2 separate regions of the Homo sapiens genome follow, and region 2 is linked to region 1. Evidence: read pairs that join two places in POLR2A ChIA-PET (ENCODE). Cell type or tissue: Panc1. All regions are shown on one strand. Links, peaks and the distances in the headings refer to the core of each region. The heading gives the core; the rest is flanking DNA.

Region 1 (10,140 bases), core at 1,199-9,198:
GCGGGGGTATCAGGCAGCATTTGGGTATTTATGTGGCAAAGGGACAGCATCGACATATTTTGGGAGATGCCGACTTGACGTGGGGAAGAGGAATATTCGTTAGAAAGGGTAATAGGTCTGAAAAGCATATTTGGTAAAAGGTTTTGTTATCTTTGGGAAATCTCATGTACAAACACAAGAAAAGTATTATGTCCCAAGGCCTTTGTGTGGCACAGTTCTGGTGACAGCATATTTTCATTGTATATATTGGTTCATTAAGCTCAAACCAACCTCATAATTACATGATTGTGACAAGATTAACTGAATGGACAATCCAAATGGCCGAAAGGTCAAATGAGGGTCCCTCTGTCTAATAATACTTTTACTCTTCTGTTATTTTTAGGCTGGCTTAGTGAGAATGTATCATGCAGGCTTGCAGAGGATTGCTTACGTTTTGTTCCAAGACTCATTTATTACTATTGTGTGGGCCGAAATGTGCACAACATACCAAATCCAGGCACAAAGTAGAAAATTAATCTTCACAGGAGAGAACAAATCTTATTTATAAGAAATCTTCAAAAGACAGAAAAATGCAAAGAATATAACAAACACTCATGAGTCAACATCCAAAACTGATCATTGTTAACATTTTGACAAATTTTTTGTCTTTCCTATAAGAAATAAAATATTACAGCCGGGCATCATGGCTCATGGCTGTAATCCCAGGACTTTGGGAGCCCGAGGCAGGAAGATTGCTTGAGCCCAGGAATTCAAGACCAGCCTGGGCAATATAGCAAGACCTCAGTCTCCATTAAAAAATGTTTTCAATTTAAAAAAAAAAAAAGAAATAAAACATTACATTAGTCACCCCTAGAAAGTACAGGAAAAAAAGAAAAAAAATTACAGATACAATTGAAGCCCCCTTGCACTCCCCTCAACCCCAGTCCAAATCAATTACTCTCCCAGTCTCTTCAGAGGTAACCACTTTCAGGAATTTAGAGTGTATCCTTCCAGTGTGTCCCTTTCTTCCGCATATGTGTGTGTCTGTGTGTGTGCATTTAAAAAGACAGAACATGAAGATGCTATTAGTATGAATGTGTCCATTTAAGAATGTTCCATTTTCCAATGCCCACCAAGGAGAAAAACAAAACAAATAAATAAAAACGTTACATAAGCAGTACATAATCTGTAACTTGCTTTTCATTCAACAGTATGTTTTTTTTGGTTTTTCTGTTTTTTTTGAGATGGAGTCTCGCTCTGTCACCGAGGCTGGAGTGCAGTGGCGCGATCTCGGCTCACTGCAAGCTCCGCCTCCCGGGTTCACGCCATTCTCCTGCCTCAGCCTCCTGAGTAGCTGGGACCACAGGCGCCCGCCACCACGCCCAGCTAATTTTTTTTTTATTTTTAGTAGAGACGGGGTTTCACCGTGTTAGCAGGATGGTCTCGATCTCCTGACCTCGTGATCCACCCGCCTTGGCCTCCCAAAGTGCTGGGATTACAGGTGTGAGCGAACACGTCTGGCTGATCATTGTTAACATTTTGACAAATTTGTTATCTTTCCTATAAGAAATAAAATATTACAGCCGGGCATCGTGGCTCATGCCTGTAATAATTACAATGATTTTAAAACCCATCTGTGTTGTGTATATGTAGATTTAGTTCATTTCTCTTAGCTGCTATATATCCCTTGCATTACTATACTATTACAATTTTTGTTTATAAGTTGCCTTAAAGGTGGGAAAGTAAAGTTGAACGTGGTTTCATGTATGTTTGTTAACCACTCAATTTTCCTCCTTGTGATACTTATTCAGTTTCTAGACAGAGCAAATCATAAATGTAAAGGGAAGAATGGAGACAGATCTATTGTACAGCTTGGTGACTATGGTTAATAATGTATTATAATTTCAAAATTGTTGAGAGTAAATTTCAAATGTTCTTACCCCCAAAATAAGAATGTGAGGTGACAAATATATTAATTAGCTTGATTTAATTATTCCACAATGTATACATCTATCAAAATGTCAGCTGGGTGCCATGGTTTATGCTATAACCCCTGCACTTTGGAAAGCTTAGGCGGAAGGATCACTTGAGCCCAGGAATTCAGCAACATAGTGAGATCCTGTCTCTACAAAAAATTTAAAAATTAGCCACGTATGGTGGCGTGCACTGGTAGTCCCACCTACTCAGGAGGCTGAGGTGGGAGGATCACTTGAGCCGAGGAGGTTGAGGCTGCAGTGATCTGTTATCACACCACTGCACTCCAGCCTGGGCAACAGAGTAAGAGAGTCACAAAAAAACCTTTCTACTAATCACATTATGCCATGTAAGCACTTAGATAGATGGCTCATTCCACTTTTCAGGCTCAAAATAAAATGCTTTTTATGCTGACATCTTGACTTAGGTGACTTTTCCCAGGTACTCACCACCAAAGATCTACACACAAGGATTCTCTGCCGTCCCTCTGATGTTGTGTCCTTGCTTTGACTACAAATAAAACAAAGAACATTAATTGAGTATAGTTGTAGCAAACTTGAGTTTTTGGCTGAAAATTAACATTTATACAAGAACTCCTGAAATACCAAGAAACTGCTTTGGCTGGGCACAGTGGGCACTTGTAGTCACAGCTACTCAGGAGGCTGAGGCAGGAGAACCACTTTAGCCAGGAGTTGAAGACTATAGTGTGCTATGATGGTACCTGTGAATAACCACTGCACTCCAGCCTGGGCAGCATAGTGAGACCTGTCTCTAAAAACAAAACAAAACAAAAAGAAACTTCTTTGACTTTTCTTGCACAGTTGACTTGAATTTTGTGCATAGATATTTGGAGTAGTTAAAAAAAAAAGATTCTGAAATATACTCCTAGATATCCCTCTCCATTCATATTAAACTTACTTATTTTACATCATTTTATTTTATTTTGAGATGGAGTCTCACTCTGTTGCCCAGGTTGGAGTGCAGTGGTGCAATCTCAGCTGACTGCAACCTCCACCTCCCAGGTTTAGAGATTCTCCCACCTCAGCCTCCCGAGTACCTGGGACTACAGGCGTGTGCCACCACACCTGGCTAATTTTTGTATTTTTAGCAGAGACAGGGTTTCACCATGTTGGCCAGGCTTGTCTCAAACTCCAGACCTCGGGTGATCTGCCTGCCTCAGCCTCCCAAAGTGCTGGGATTACAGGTGTGAATCACCACGCCCAGCCAAACTTAATTATTTAAATCTAAGTTGTTAGCTGTTAGATGAACCGTTTCTAAACTAACAAACTCACCGTTTTAACAACAGTAACACTTAAAATCACTACTAATGAAAATTCTAAATATGCAAACTGTAATTTCCTAATGAAATAGCTAGTTTTTTCTTATAAAACAAAATAGAAAAGTATCACATACAAGAAACTCCACATCTTGACCATTTCTACCTTGCAATATATATTCTTGACTCACTCTTTTCTGTTAGTGCCAAAGGCAACACTGACAGTCTTGCATAATCCACAAGGTGGTCCAACATTAATACTCTCTGGAAAATAGTTGGGATGACAGCAAAGCTGAATCATCATATCACTTTACAGTGTCTCAAAGTATCAAAGACTAAAACTGTGATTGCCCCACTCTCTGGATATTTCCCCAGTGGTGCCTATCTTGAAAAAGCAAATTCAAGAGACATGAAAAAAAGTTATTGGGTTTGGTTTTGTTTTATTTGAGATAAGGTCTTGTCATGTTGCTCAGGCTGGCCTCAAACTTCTGGGCTCGGATGATCCTTCTGCCTCAGCCTCTGGAATACCTGGGACTATAGGCATACACCACTGAATGTGGCTTCTCATATGGTAATTCTATTTTAAATTTTTTAAGAGCTCTGTATGCCATTTTCCATAGCAGCTGCACCATTTTACATTCCCACTAACACTTTACAAGGGTTCCAGTGCCTCCATGTCCTCATCCTCACCAACACTTGTTATTTTCTGTGGGTTTTGTTTGTTTTTAAAATAATCATATATACTTTTTGTTAGGTGTATTTTTATTGGGTCTTATCCTCTGAAAAATATATAACAACTCTTCATCAGTCCAAATACTTGGTTAGTTGGAACACATACAAATAATATCCAAAGAAAAAGAAGTAGCTTCTCCAGCATGGAAGAAAAGGATAGTCAGAAGTAATATCTGAAAATATGCAATGAATGGAAACTACATCCAAAGATTATAGTGAAACAAGGCAATCTCTATGCAATAGGCTGATTATTTATGTGATTAAGCTGACAAGGATTTACATCTGTTTTTATTCAGCTTTTTGTTTAAATAATAGCATTGTACATTCTCATATTACAAATGTTATTGTATACTATTATATATTATAACATGTTTAAAGACATCAAACTAACTTTTTCAACTGTTCTTGAAATTTTATGGAAATAAACATTAGAATAAACGTTGTGGGCCAGGCTCATGCCTGTAATCCCAGCACTTTGGGAGACAGAGGTGGGAGGATAGCTTGAGACCTGGGTTAAAGACCAGCCTGGACAACATAGCAAGACCTGGTGCTTAAAAAAAAAAAAAAGTTAGCCAGACATGGTAGCATATACCTCTAGTCCCAGCTACTCCAGAGGCTGAGGTGGGAGGATCACTTGAGTCCAGGAGTTTGAGGCTGCAGTGAGCTATAAACACGCCACTGCACCACTCCAGCCTGGGCAACAGAGCAACAAAGCAAGGCCCTGACCCTCCCCCACCCCACCAAAAGAAAAAAAAAAAAACGGTATGTGTTCACTGATACTCAAGGAATTTATAGATTTTCCTATCAAAATCAGTAGGCTCCATTAATTTATAATAATTTTTGTTTTAAAACTTACATAATACTAGCATGCACAGTATTTAATTGCCCCTACATCCTTATAAGTTAAATATTATTGGAAAACTGAGGTACAAACATCTGCCCAAAGACATATGTTTAATAAATGGTTAGCTGAAATTCAAAGTTAGGTGCTCTCTTTCCAAATCCCTACTTCTTTTCACTCCTCCATTAGAGAACATAGTTCTGTTTGAAGACGTGCAGTTTCTTTCCTTTTCTTTTGTGTGTGTGTGTGTGTGTGTGTGTGTGACAGGGTCTCACTCTGTCACTCAGGCTGGAGTACAGTGGCATGATCATAGCTCACTGCAGCCTCAAACTCTCGGACTCAAGCAATCCTCCCACCTTAGCCTCCGTAGCTGAGATGACAGACGCATACAAACACAAACACACCTGGCTAATTTTTTTTAATTTTTGTAGAGACAGGGTCTTGCCATTTTGCCCAGGCTGGTCTCAAACTCCTGGGCTCAAGTGATCTTCCTACCTCGGCCTCCCAAAGTGCTGGGATTATAGGCATGAGCCACCACACCCAGCCAAGTGCAGTTTATTTTTTTTTTCTTTTCTTTCTTTTTTTTTTCTCACATCTTTTTAGGTCTCTGAACACCCAGAACACATTTATTTCAAATAAGGGCTCAATTAATTACATTCCAGACTTGGTCCCTGTATAAGAAGCTAAAACAAACACAGGATGCTAATTCAGCACCCAGCACTGAAGAGTCAACATGAAAACAAGGCATTTCACACACGGATGATGGAGGTCAGGAGTAGAGTTCGCATCAGAGACTTAGTTTAGGAAAGGAGACAGCTGTGGACAGGGGCAGTGCCAGGCTCTCCAACCCCTTTTCCCTGCCTGCAATGCTGAGGATCTCATGAGATGGGCAGGGATGCCCTCCAGATCTTCTAAAACCACTGGGTTTTGTGTATTTTTTGAAAAAGGAGTGACTCCCAAGTTCTGGTAACAGTCTTCTAGCACCTCACTTAAAAAAAAAAAAAAAAAATTGAGGCCGGGCATGGTGGCTCAAGCCTGTAATCCCAGCACTTTGGCAGGCCGAGATGGTGGGGGTGGTGATCACCTGAGGTTGGGAGTTTGAGACCGGCCTGACCAACATGGCGAAACCCTGTCTCTACTAAAAATACAAAAATTAGCCAGGCGTGGTAGTGTGTGCCTGTAATCCCAGCTACTCAGGAGGCTGAGGCATGAGAATTGCTTGAACCTGGGAGGCAGAGGTTGCAGTGAGCCAAGATCACACCACTGCACTTCAGCCTGGGAGACAGAGTGAGATTCTGCCTCAAAAAAAAAAAAAAAAAAAAAAAAAAAATTGCCAGTCTGGACCTCTGTCTCATAAGAGAAAGAATTTATCATTCAGATAATGATTGTTGATGGCAAATTCTGATTATCTATAAGAATTTTGACAGGCTAGGTGTATTGGCTCACACCTATAGTCTCAGCACTGGGAAGTCAAAGTGGGAGGATTGCTTGAGCCCAGAAGTTCAAGACCAGCCCAGGCAACATACTGAGACCCCTATCTCTCTAAAAAAAAATTTAAAAATTAGCCGGGCATGGTAGTCTCTGCAGGTACTTGGGAGGCTGAGGTGAGAGGATCGTTTGAGCTTAGGAGTTCGAGGCTGCAGTCAGCCTGTCTAAAAAAAAGAGTTTTGAAATAAGATCTCCATGTCAATTAGACATTCTTATTCCTGGCTCATAGCAGGAATAAGCTACATATGTATTCAAAATATGTTGAAAAAATGATATTTGAATGAATTCTTATGAACTGCTAGCTACATATGGTTGGCAAATTTAAAGAATCAATCTAACACATCTAACATTAAAACTTAGTAAAACTGGCCAGGCATGGTGGCTCACGCCTATAATCCTAGCACTTTGGGAGGCCTAGGCGGGCAGACTGCCTGAGCTCAGGAGTTCGAGACCAGCCTGGGCAACACAGTGAAACCCTATCTCTACTAAAAATACAAAAAAAATTAGCCAGGCCTGGTGGCGCGTTCCTATAATCTGTAATCCCAGCTACTCGGGAGGCTGAGACACAAGAATCGCTTGAACCCAGGAGGCAGAGGCTGCAGTGAGCCGAGATCGTGCCACTGCACTCCAACCTGGGCAACAGAGCAACACTGTCTCAAAAAACTATAGTAAAACCCTGCTAACTCAAAAACTTACTTTGGAAACTTATAGAGAGCACAGTGGTTAAAAGCATGGGTTTGAAATTAGAAAGATCAGGGCTTGGATTTTTTTTTTTTTTTTTTTTTTAGAAATATCAACATGAGGGCTTAGATTTGGGTTCTACTACTTGTCAGTTGTCTTTCTAATTTCAAAGCCCATGCTTGAGCACATTACTAAACCTAAAATTCTTTTTTTTTTTTTCTTGCTCTGTCGCCCAGACTGGAATGCAATGGTGGGATCTCAGCTCACTGCAACCTCTGCCTCCCGGGTTCAAGCAATTCTCCTGCCTCAGCCTCCCAGGTAGCTGGGATTACAGACGCGTGCCACCACATGCAGCTGATTTTTTTTTTTTTTTTTTGAGGTGGAGTCTCACTCTTGTCACCCAGGCTAGAGTGCAGTGGTGCAATCTCGGCTCACTGCATCCTCTGCCTCCTGAGTTCAAGCAATTCTCCTGCCTCAGCCTCCTGAGTAGCTGGGATTACAGGCCCCCACTGCCATGCCTGGCTAATATTTGTACTTTTTAGTAGAGACAGGGTTTTGTCATGTTGGCCAGGCTGGTCTCGAACTCCTGACCTCAGGTGATCCGCCCACCTCGGCCTCCCAAAGTGCTGGGACTATAGGCATGAGCCACCGCGCCCGGCCTAATTTTTGTATTTTTAATAGAGATAGAGTTTCACCATGGTGGCCAGGCTGGTCTTGAACTCCTAACCTCGTGATCCGCCCGCTTTGGTCTCCCAAAATGCTGGGATTACAGGCATGAGCCACCATGCCTGGCCAGATTCTTTACCTGTAAAAAAGGAACAATCACACCTACCTTTTAGGATTTCTGGGCGAATTAAATATAAATAATGATAGGCTTAGCACACTTCTTGGCACAAAATATGTCAATATGTTGTAGCTATTATTAGTACAGAACTCAGGATCATTTCTCTTGGCATCAGTTTCTACAGAATAATCCTATTAATGTTGGAAATGTAGGTGATTAAGTTGAATCCACACTGACACTCTGACATAACCTGGAATTACATCTTTGAATAATCCTCAGGATCAGTTGGCTTATTTAACACTTTTCTCTAGGGTACAGAAAAATGCTAGTTATTTGAGCTTTCTAAATTTAGCATGCCAAACCAATAAAAATTTACCAGTTATCCAAAAGAGATTGTGATAAGTTTTCTATTACTCACAACCGTTGACCAGTTACTTTTTGTTTTTGTTTTTGTTTTTTTGAGGTAAGAGTCTCACTCTGTTGCCCAGGCTGAAGTGCAGTGGCACGACCTCGGCTCACTGCAACGTCGGCCTCCCAGGTTCAAGCGATTCTCGTGCCTCAGCCTCCCAAGTGGCTGGGATTACAGGCGCCCACCAGCACGCAAAGCTAATTTTTTGTATTTTTAGTAGAGACGGGGTTTCGCTGATCCACCCGCCTCGGCCTCCCAAAGTGCTGGGATTACAGGCGCGAGCCACCGCGCCTGGCCAACCAGTTACTTTTGCTTGCACCAAGTTGATCATTCTTACCCCTAGATGAAAAGCAGTATCAAAGCACTTTTGGTTGCAAATGATGGAAATTCAATTAATATTAGCTTAAGCAAAAAAGAAGGTACTGACCTCAATGTTGCCAGAGCTCTGCTTCCTTGTGTGTGCTGGCATCCATCTGCAGATAGCTTCTTCCTGCACAGCCTGATGTTAAGACCATGCGCAGCTTCAGGCTCATGCGGTTCTTTCAGTTTGAAGGCCCAAGGAAAAAAAGCTCCTTTCTTTCTTAGTAGCTACAAATCTTAAAGAAATAAATTTTAAAGATAATTCTGGACGGGCGCGGTGGCTCACGCCTGTAATCTCAACACTTTGGGAGCCCGAGGCGGGTGGATCACGAGGTTAGGAGATCGAGACTGTTCTGGCCAACATGGTGAAACCCCGTCTCTACTAAAAAATAAAATAAAATAAAATAAATAAATACAAAAATTGGCCGGGTGTAGTGGCGTGCGCCTGTAGTCCCAGCTACTCAGGAGGCTGAGGCAGGAGAATCCCTTGAACCCGGGAAGCGGAGGTTGCGATCGCGCCACTGCACTCCAGCCCGGGCGACAGGGTGAGACTCCGTCTCAAAAAAACAAGATTCTTAGTTCAGAGTAGGTGGGGCACTGTGCTCATCTCGCGAGAACCACATGGCCAGGGGAGGGGCGATTCCCCAAAAGGAAATCAAGATCTGATTCCAGACAAAAAGGAATGGTAGGGGGGTTCAAAGAATGGTAGGGAGGTTCATCCCTGTGAGGCTGGTGGGGCGGGGTGTCTAGGAGGGTGTCCCTGAGGTTTCTGGGGGGTCGCGGACACTTCTTGGGGGATGCCCAAGAGGCAGGGCTCAGTAAAGTCTAATTTCAGAGCTTTATTTGCACTATCCCTAAGTTTCCGCAGAGTAATAATTGAATTAACCAGTTTTCTGTTTTCTTCTGTCCTTCATTTGTTTTAGGGGAGGGTTCGAAGAGATGTGCCTGTACCTGCAATTGGCGTCCTCTCTTCTTTAGCTGTTATTAGCTCTGAGCAGTCCCTTTTGTATAGGGAATTGTGTTAATTTTTTTGTGCACCCAGAGCTATGTACCTTTTGAAAGATACATGGGAGGCACTACTGAAAGTACTTTTTTTTTTTGGCGTAAAATGGATAAATTTGGATATCATAAAGGCTGTATAAGTGTGTTCATGTGTTCTAGAGCCTTTCCTATTTCTCTAATGGGGAAGATTATCAAATAATGAGGAATATAAACGTAAGTGTGCATGGCTGTCAATGAAACAGGGAAAGCAAAGGGAGCATGTATATTTACCCAGGAATACAGTACCTTTCTCTTTCTCTTTCACTTTTTTATCTCATTCTTTACTGTTTAAAAAATATATTATTCCAGTTAGAACGAATAATATCTAGTATCTAATAGCACAACAGTATGACTAAAGTCAATAATAATTTCATTGTACATTTTTTTAAAAAACAGAGTATAATTGGATTGTTTGTAACACAAAGGATAAATGCTTGAGGCGATGGATACCACATTTACCATGATGTGATAATTACACACTACATGCCTGTATCAAAATATCTCATGTATGCCATAAATATATATACCTACTATGTACCCACAAACAATAAAAATTTTTAAAAAATTTTTTAAGA
Region 2 (10,140 bases), core at 1,446-9,445, 280 kb before region 1:
AGAGACAGGATTTTAAACCAGATCTGTTTGATGTCAAAACTCACATTCTCTCTCCCCACAAAACCCTCCACGTGCTGCACAGTGACACAGTTCAGACAAGGACTAAATTCTATGGAAATAGTGAAAATACCTGGATTTCTAAACTCTTGGCTAAATAAAGGGCTTGTCTCTAGTTCCCTCGTGAAAAGTTGAGGCCAGGTGCAACGGCTCACACCTGTAATCCCAGCACTTTGGGAGCGGAAGGCAGGCGGATGGCTTGAGCCCAGGAGTTTAAGACCAGCCTGAGCAACATAGTGAGACCCCGCCTCTGCGAAAAATAAAAAATTAGCTGGGCCTGGTGGCACACACTGGTAGTCCCAGCTACTCAGAAGGCTGAGGTAGGAGGATCACTTGAGCATGGAAGATCAAGTTTGCAGTGAGCCATGATGATGCCACTGCACTCCAGTCTTGACAACAGAGCAAGATCATCTAAAAAAAAAAAAAAACAGACAAAAAAAGAGGCCAGACATGGTGGCTCACACCTGTAATCCCAGCACTTTGGGAGGCCAAGGCAGGAGGATCACTTGAGGTCAGGAGTTTGAGACCAGCCTGGCCAACGTGGTGAAACAACATCTCTACCAAAAATACAAAAAAATTAGCCCAGTATGGTGGCATGCACCTGTAATCCCAGGTACTCAGGAGGCTGAGGCAGAAGAATCACTTGAACCCATGAGGCGGAGGTTGCAATGAGCCAAGATGGCACCACTGCACTCAGCCCGGGCAACAAGAGTGAAACTCCATTTCCAAAGAAAAAAAAAAAAGAAAGTTGAAGTAAGGAGGCCCAAAACCTTAGTCTCAGATCTATCCTTCTAAATACTAGGAGTCTTCTGGGTGATGCGGATGAAATCACAGGCTGAGATACAGATAGAATTCCAACTCTTCAGTGCCTCATACCAGCTTGGAGCCACATGCTGCTCTGTCACTCCCATCCCCCAGGGACCAGCCTTCCCAAAGGGTGTGGTCATTGTTTAGAATGTGCCACTCCTCTGGGTGTAGGTTTTCCCCTCAAATCACTGCAAATACTGCTGAAAGAAAATGTGGCCTTTACCTCCCATCAGTGAGGTGATTTAAACTCTCACTCTCAGACCTTAGCTTCCTCTGCCTTGGAGGATTTGATCAAGTTGAGTGGAAAGAATAGCAAGTATTTTTACAGTACTTTACATGGCTTTGCATGCAAATTGCTGGGTTTTTTTTTAATAGATCAAAAGCAGTCAAACATCAGCAACTTCATATGATTCTTTACCTTATGTGAAGATTGTTGACTGACTCAATCAATTACCAGTTAATCCAGCCAGCCAGCTAACTGGGGAAACAAAACTATTATAACTCATGAAGTAATTATAGGACTAAATGATGTGGTGATGGCATTTTACAAAGCAATATTTCCAAGTGTTATCTTGCTTAATCTTCACATCTGCCCCACTGAGGGGCTCTGTGTCATCTCCACATTACTAAATTCACTGGGCTTCTATGTGGCAGAACCAGGTGAGTCCTTCAAAATACTTCAAATTCTCCAAGGCAGCTCAGGCTGCCCCTTACCAGTCGCCACGGTGCTTAGATGGGCAGAGAGGAAGGGAGCAGCATACGCACAGGGTCAGATGACACTCAGCCTCATCGAGGATGCAGAGAGAAAATAACTCAATGGAGAGAAGCAAGCATTAGGGGGGTTAAATGACCAGGTTGGTGGGGGGAATTAAATTATAGACGGTCTTAAAAAACAGGCAGGGGAGGTTTTTCTGTTTTTGTTTTCGTTTTGTTTTGTTTTGTTTTGTTTTGTTTTAAAGACAGGATCGCACTCTGTTGCCCAGGCTGGAGTACAGTGGCACCAACATAGCTCACTGTAACTTCAAACTCCAGGACTCAAGCGATCCTACCGCTTCAGCTTCCTGAGAAGCTGGGACTACAGGCGCATGCCACCACGTCTGACTAATTTTTGTTTTTATTTTTTGTGGAGATGGGGTCTCAAACTCCTGTCCTCAAGCAATCCTCCCATCTTAGAGTTTGCCTTTTAAAGTCATCATCCTTAGAACTGGAAGAAACTAAAAGAGATGTCCTGTTCTAGCCCACAGATTTCACACAGGAAAGAGCTACCTTCTTCATTTTACAAAATAAACAACTGAGGCTCACAGATTTGGTTAGATGTAGAGGGTAGGCTAGAATGATGATTCCTCACTCCCTTGTCTGTTACTTTTTTTTTTTTTTGAGACGGAATCTCACTCTATCGCCAGGCTGGAGTGCTGTGGTGCAATCTTGGCTCACTGCAACCTCCGACTCCCTGGTTCAAGTGATTCTCCTGCCTCAGCTTCCCGAGTAGCTGGGATTTCAGGCATGTGCCACCACACCTAGCTAATTTTTGTATTTTTAGTAGAGGCGGGGTTTCACCATGTTGGCCAGGCTGGTCTCAATCTCCCAACCTCATGATCCGCCCGCCTCGGCCTCCCAAAGTGCTGGGATTACAGGCGTGAGCCACTGTGCCCGGCCTGTCTGTTGCTTATTATAGCTCATCGCATTGACCTAGACTTACTCTTAAGATTAAAAAATTACTGTCTTGCCTAACAAGCTGTCTTATGTATAGGCTGTTACTATTTAAAACTATTTCACATTTCCAAAGTGGCAACAAAGATTGTAGGTTCTTAAGGAGAATTTCTTGACAGTGATATAATACAAGTGTTCTAGAAAGATTAGTCTGTCAAAAGCATTCATATAGATCAGAGAAGAGGAAGAGTGGAGTCAGGAAAATAAATAAATTAGTGAGGCTCCAGAAATGCACTGGATATGTGGCCTAGAAGCAATTTCTCTCTATTTTTTTTTTATTTTTTATTTTTGAGACAGGGCCTCACTCTGTCACCCGGGGCCTCACTCTATCACCCAGGCTGGAGTGCAGTGGTGTGATAATAGCTTACTGCAGCCTCAACCTTCTGGGCTTAGGTGATCCTCCCACCTCAGCCACCTGAATAGCTGGGACCACAGGCACGCACCACACACCTGGCTAATTTCTAAATTATTTGTAGAGACGAGATCTCGCTGTTGCCCAGGGCTGCTCTCTGACTCCTGGGCTCAAGCAGTTCTCCTGCCTCGGCCTCCCATAGTGCTGGGGTTATAGGCGTGAGCCAACACACCTGGCCAATTATTTTTTTCTTTTTTTTTTTTTTTGAGACAGGGTCTCACTCTGTCGCCCAGGCTGGAGTGCAGTGGTGTGATCACTGCTCACTGCAACCTCTGCCTCCTGGGCTCAGGTGATCCTCCCACCTCAGCCTCCTAAGTAGCTGGGATCACAAGTGTGCACCACCACACCCAGCTAATTTTTAAATTATTTGTAGAGACCAGATCCCACTCTGTTGCCCAGGCTGATCTCAAATTCCTGGGCTCAAGTGATCCTCTGGCCTCAGCCTCCCAAAGTGCTAGGATTACAGGCATCAGCCACCGCACCCAGCATGGGGAGAAATCTAGATGATGTCAGATGAATAGTGATTCACTGCCAGAAATGGGGAAGACAAGTGTAAGAGCCCATTCTGGATGAGGAAAGATATTGAGTTTGAAGAGAGAGAAGTTGCTGTTTAGGAGGCAGCTGGAGATACAAGACTAGACATCAGTGTGATGTTGATACTAGAAACAGAAATTTAGGAGTCATTAATGCTGAGGTAAAGATACAAACTACAAGAATGGATGAGCTCACCAAGAGCCATAGTCTTGTGAGAAAACTCAAGGGCCATGGCAAAGCTGGCTTCCACATCCATTTCCCTTACAATAAAATAGAGTTGTTACTAGGGAAGGGGGTCCCCAGCCATAAACTATATTTTCCAGCTCCTCTGGCATCTAGAAGTGACCATGTGACTAGTTCTTTCCTATGGAGAATGAGCAGAATTGATGTGTGTCACTTCCAGGCCAGGGTCTTAAAGCAGATGTGCTTTCCCTATTCTCTTTTTCTCCTGGATGCAGGTAACAAGGAGGCCTTAGAGTCTAGGGGGATGGTGGAGCCATAGAATGGATTCTAAGTTATGGATTCTGAGTAAGGAACCTTTCCTGAGTAAGAAAGCCACCTGCAAATGGGAAAACCACTGTGGACTAATACATGATTGAGAAATAGACTTCTTTTGTGGTTGGGCCTTTATCATTTTTGAATCTACTTGTGACTAAAGGTCAGCCTACAACAAGAACTCTTGAAGAATGCCAGGTTGAAGGTGAATAGTACGGCAAAGAGGATAGACAAGCAAGATATTACGTTACGGAAATAAGATGGGGCAGTTAGAGAAATAGAAGAACTCCAAAGGTGCACTATTCTGGAAGTCAAGGGAGGAGCAGCCTTGAGTAGAAATTAACTATCAAAGATGGGGGAAGGAGGATTGATATAGAGGAAAAAACATTAGACCTAGCATTAATAAGATCATTCACAACCTTCCAGAAACAAGAGACAACTATGGGCAGGCATTTCAAACACCCAAGGCCATGTGACCAATATTGTCTTTCTTTCCACTTGTTTTGCTGTTGGGCTTTCCCCTCCTGGCTCTGAAGGAGCCTGAACTTCAGAACATCCCCCAAAGGACTATGCAGCACAGTCCAAAACCAATGGAAAAGTGACGTGAACCCTGCCATTATGTAATGCAGTGGAAGAGCCCCTTGGTTGGGCTGCTTTGCAAGAACTAATTTCTGACACATCTGGGACGGTAAAGTCCAATAGAACAAACAGAAGAGGTATTTTTATTTGTAAGAAGAAAGAAAAAAAGAGTTCCAGCCTTGAACCAGACTGACTGCGGCGTCCCCACTGGGAAGCAGCAGGTGTCCCTCCTGCCTATGTTGCAATAAGCAGCAGCACCTGCAGGTCGGGAGAAGGGGCCAGCAGAGGGCTAGAGCCAGCTCAGAGCAGGAGTGAACACAGGCCAGCCTCCAAGCAGATTTTCTGTATTTGGGGAAGTCTTCAGGAAAATAGGCTAAACCATGCGGTCTGCTTTCTCCTGTCTAATTTAGTTACATTAGTTTAAATGAAGCACAAAAAGAAAACAAAACAAAAAAAGTCCCCAGTAATATTTTCAGAGGTCTTTCTGCTCTGCTTATTATGAGATCAGACTGAGATTTGAAATCAGAACAGGGTCCAAATTTTGACTCAACCTTATGATGCCAAGGAGTGGCTGGAGGTGGTATGGAGGGGCTCTATCCCCATCTCTGTCCGCCCTGCAAGCCACCCCAAATACAAAATAAAAATTGCATTGTATTTGTCAACAATATAAAATGTGAATAAGTGCATCTTTAGAAAATACTCTGCAAATGAAGCTTCATCATCCATCTCCAGGTACTCATACAACCCATGTGTTGCCCCTAAGCTCTTCTTACATCAAAATTCTGGAACCTTCACTGGCTCCACAAATGAATGTCTTCTTGTTCTTGGCAAGTTGTCTGGCCACATTTAGTCTCAGATTCTTTGGCTGGAAAGCAACCTCCCAGGGCTATAGTGGGGACTATAGTGAGATGACATACAAACCATCTGTTTGTGCCCACTCCCCACTTTTCCTGACAGAAGCTTGGTCATGGTCTAGCAGAAAGTAGCCTTTGCTACTGTGACTTGGGAGCTACAAAGCAAAGGGGAAAGTGGAACTTGCTTTACCTAGGTCCTCGTTTGTCTGAATCTAGCCCAATATTTGGAGTAGCTGAGTTCTCACAGCTCCGTGCTTTCCTTGAAAGGGAAGTCACTCATCTGACCTAAGAGGCAGAAACCGCAAGGGCAAAACTCCGAAACTAAGCTCATTAAAATATGGATCACAGGATTACCCACTTTCTGCCCTGTATCAGAATTTCTCCCACAGCCTCCTTGATGGGTTATCAGCCAGGATCTTCACGGTCTCTTCTGGAGCCAGGCAGATCACTGCCTTCTATGAGGTGTCCACTCCACTGCTAATCACCCAATGTTAAGCCAAACCTACCTTTTTATAACTTACTCCAAGTGATCCTTGCTCTGCTCTCTGGAACAAATCAGAATAAATATAATCCCTTTTCCATACAACCACCTTTTTCAAAATTAACTACCTTCACTGCCTCAATATGATATACACACTGTTCGTATCCTGTTTACCCAACTTTGAACTTGCTCTTATTCATCAAATAAGACCCTTTTGAAATTTGTGTTAATAATAAGGGCCATAAATGGATCCAAAGTGCCTTGTAACTGAAACCACTCAGAAGGCAATGAGAATATTGCCCACCTTGTATATCCAGATAGACATTTTCTTTTTAAGCAGCCAGATACATTATTGATGTGTATCCAGTTTGGACCATCTATAAAACTACTGATTTTCATTTTTGATTTTTTTTTTTTTTGAGACAGGGTCTCATTCTGTCACCTAGGCTGGAGTGCAGTGGCATGATCATGGCTCACTGCAGCCTCGAACTCCTGGGCTCAAGTGATCCTCCCACCTCAGCCTCCTGAATAGCTGGGACTACAGGCATCCACCACTACGCCCAGCAATTTTTATTTTCATTTTTTTGTAGAGCTAGGTTTTCGCCATGTTGCCCAGGCTGGTCTTGAACTCCTGGGCTCAAGCGATTCACCCACCTTCTGGGATTACAGGCGTGAGCCACCATGCCCAGCCCATTTCTGATTTTAAATGGGACTTGGTTAACTGCCCAGGTAGAAACATGCCTAAATTTCTTCTGAAGTATTTATGAAGCACAGAAAGATTAAAATCTCATCTACCATCAAAAGCTAAGACCAACAGAAAGCCACTTGGCTTTCTGTTGCCAAGTGGCAACTGGCTATCAGCCTGGCCTTTTTCTCAAGAAACAGAGGCTCTCTAACCATGGAAAAGAAGGTGGGAAGAGGTTTCGCTCCTCCTAGCTGCTCTACTCCCCTACATAGAGAGCTAGAGTCTACACCACAAGAAACCTGGTGGCCATCCCTTTGCCATAATGGTGTTACATTTTGAGTTCATATAAATATGTTTCATCAGCTCCATCTTTTGCCATCCACTTGGAGACCAATTCTTGGAAGTGTATCAGACTGGGAGTGCTGGATACATTGCGTTCTGTTAGGAATAATCACCAGAAATAAAATGCTACAGCTGGGGATAGAAGTGTATCACAGAATCAGACAATGGGGTAGGAATTCAGCACAGCAGAGCTATATTATAGGAATGTTAGCTAAATTCTCGAAATTGGGCCAAGATCCATTATCATCAACCTGCTCTCCAGCTGTAGAGCTGAGAAAATTCAATCATTACCCAAGTGTCCAATCAACAGAACCAAATAAAATCTACACACCCTGTCTGTGGGTGAATCCGAGACTAGCTCATTCTCTTCTCGTTCAAACATGAGTAATCAGGAAAAAAAAAAAAAAAAAGAAAGCTGGCATTGGGAGCACAAATACAATTATGCAGAAGACAAGATGAAAAACATTCCTCTGAAAATGATCTCCTACAGGGGAACCAGAACACATTTTAGAAAACTGTGTAATATCCTCAGAAGCATGGAAGAAACTTCTGTGAAAGAGGTACAAATAGTCACAAAGAAAGAAAAGAATCGGTTGCAAAGACATGAAGTAAGATGAAGAGCAACAAGAGATAGGTGAGCTTAATAAGAATATAAATAAATATTAACTAAAATATAATACACTTATTAAATAATATAAATTACACATTCAGATGAAGAAAGAGTGGCATTAGCCTTTCAGAAAAGTATATTAGTATTCTGGAGATCACACTTGAGATGTTCTATAGTGTAGAGGAAAAGAACAAGGAAATGTAAATGGTGTGTGAGAAGATGGTAGACACAGAAGACAGAGAACATGATTCAAAATGACCTTTTCTTTTGAGACGGAGTATCGCTCTGTCACCCAGGCTGGAGTGCAGTGGTGAGATCAGGGCTCACTGCAACCTCCGCCTCCCGGGTTCAAGCAATTCTCCCTGCCTCAGCCTCTCAAGTAGCTGGGATTACAGGTGCCAGCCATCACACCCGGCTAATTTTTGTATTTTTAGTAGAGATGGGGTTTCGCCATGTTGGCCCGGCTGGTCTTGAACTCCTGACCTCAGGTAGTCTGCCCGCCTCAACCTCCCAACCTGAGCACGTTTTTAAATTGAAAGAAGAAAAGAATCCTTCAGGTACTCAGGTTGAAAAGTTAATAATAAGCTATTTACAAAGGAGAAGAAAGTAATCTAATCTCTGATTTCTCTGCAATGCTAACTGCCAGAAAACAATGGAGCCAAATCTACAAATTTTTGATGGAAAACGATTGTGAATCTCAATTTTCTATCTAACCACGTTGTCACTGATTAATGAAGGCAACAGAAAGACATGCTCAGATAGGCAAGGACTCAGAAAATAGATTGGTCTATGGTCTCTTCTCGAAAACATTATTTGAAGACATACAATAACCAACTGATAAAAGAATCAAAATCAACAACACACACACAGGTGCACACACAACATACACCTTCATGCAGAAGAGCAGGAATTCCTTCAGTTTGGAACCATGTTCTGGAATTCAGTAGACTGTGATATCTGGGATATTGTATACTCAGAGACTAAGCTTACCCCTTGTGAGAAACATTGTTGCTTGCTAACATGTTTCCCTCCTTCCTCCTTTCCACCACAACCCCAACTTTGTTCATCTCCATCGCCTTACATAACCATGGGCATCAAAGGAAGGTAGCCTCATACCCAGACACCAAGTGGACTGTGACCGGTCTACCTCCCGGTCTGTGATTGGTTTAGGTATGCACATGTGACATAACCCCAGCCAATAAGACATGAGGAAAGCCTGTAGGGGAGACTTGGGGGAAAATTTTTCTCACTCTTAACTAGAGACACCTAGCAGGAGACAGGCTCATCTTCTCTTGCACTGCCATGTCCAGGAACTGCTGCAATCATCTCACAGCCATGAAGGGAGCTGGCTTGAGGACCCCCCCAATATATCTAGGATGGCAAAGCCAGAAGATGAAAAGAACCTGGGTCATTGCTGAAATTGTTGATTAGCTAAATTAACCAAACCTGGATCTGCAGTGTGACACTAGATGTATTTATTATTTAATACAAATGAGTCCAAATTTTCTGTCATTTACAGCCAAAAGCATCCTAAGTGACACAGTGCTGCAGTGTTAACTTAGCTATTCCTCCACTCGCTAGAGTCTAAGCAGTAGAGTCTACTGTTTCCACCTCTCTTTCAGTGCCAAGAAACATTTCTTGAGCCATATCCTTTAACCCACAGTTCATATGGAATCTCTTGCCTGATTTGATGGTCACTTATAACAATAACTGGTGCTGTTCTTGTCCAGATTTTTCTAACAATGGCTAAGCTTATTACATAGTGAAGATCCTGTGCCAAGAAAATTACTGAACAACTGTTCTTTTCTCTCCCTCTCCACAAAAGGAGTATTGCGTAGAATAACATAAATGAACTTTTTCATTGCTAAAGAACTTGAGAAATGGCTTTTGTGCATCTTTAAGTCTCATGTTAAATGACCTAACTCACTGAAATTTTTTTTAATGATGAAAGATAATAAATCACTTAGGGACTGACAATACATATCATTAAGTGCCTCTTCCTAAATTATTTGACCTATGAATATAAATGGCACTTAAAAATCAGCATATATTATCTCAACTATGTAAACGCATAGGAAAAAAACTAAAAAAAAAATTCACTAAATTGTTTCTGGTGATTTTGCACGTTGGGGCATGGTGATTATTATTTTCTTCTTTAAACTTACAAACACTGTATTCACTTTTGTCTGTCTTTTCTTTGTTTTATGAGTGCATGACCTTCCTTGACCCAGGAAGTACATGGCACCACCTCATTTTCCTAAAAGAGCAAAGTGGACCATTCCCCCTCCTCTCAGCTCTTCAGGGCAAGTATATTTTCTTTCCCAATTCAGATTTCCCTGAATTAGATTTACAACTTCTATTTCTAGCAAGATCTCCCACGCCAAGGCTGCAGAGTTGGCACCCCTCCCTCTGGCACCCTTGATGCGTTCACATGATCCAGACTTCTTCTACAGAGACTGTCCTACAATGGGCACCAAGTTCTGCCTATTTCGCCTCTGAGCTAATTCCCTCCAATAACTAGTTTCTTGATACTCCCCTTTGGAATCATTTTCCTGGCTTCTTTCCTGGATTACT

Evidence for each region. ChIA-PET counts read pairs that join two places held together with the same protein. Peaks named below come from ENCODE experiments on the same cell type or tissue, not always from the same donor. Only the 100,000 strongest peaks of a DNase experiment are listed, where the experiment ranks them.
Region 2: POLR2A ChIA-PET joins it to region 1 with 10 read pairs; 2 of 35 experiments call an interaction of 5 or more read pairs at or near these places.

What each region holds. Positions count from the first base shown.
Region 1 is chr1:91,897,235-91,907,374 of GRCh38, forward strand. It overlaps a transcript of TGFBR3 not described here. Among named protein-coding and RNA genes, the nearest start is that of TGFBR3, 16 kb to the left of the region's middle. RefSeq lists an enhancer at 8,930-9,430. In Panc1, for the core only: no CTCF peak of the experiment used is centred there; no DNase peak of the experiment used is centred there.
Region 2 is chr1:91,612,823-91,622,962 of GRCh38, forward strand. No RefSeq gene overlaps it. Among named protein-coding and RNA genes, the nearest start is that of CDC7, 120 kb to the left of the region's middle. In Panc1, for the core only: a CTCF peak has its summit at 5,083; no DNase peak of the experiment used is centred there; H3K27ac peaks cover 290 bases.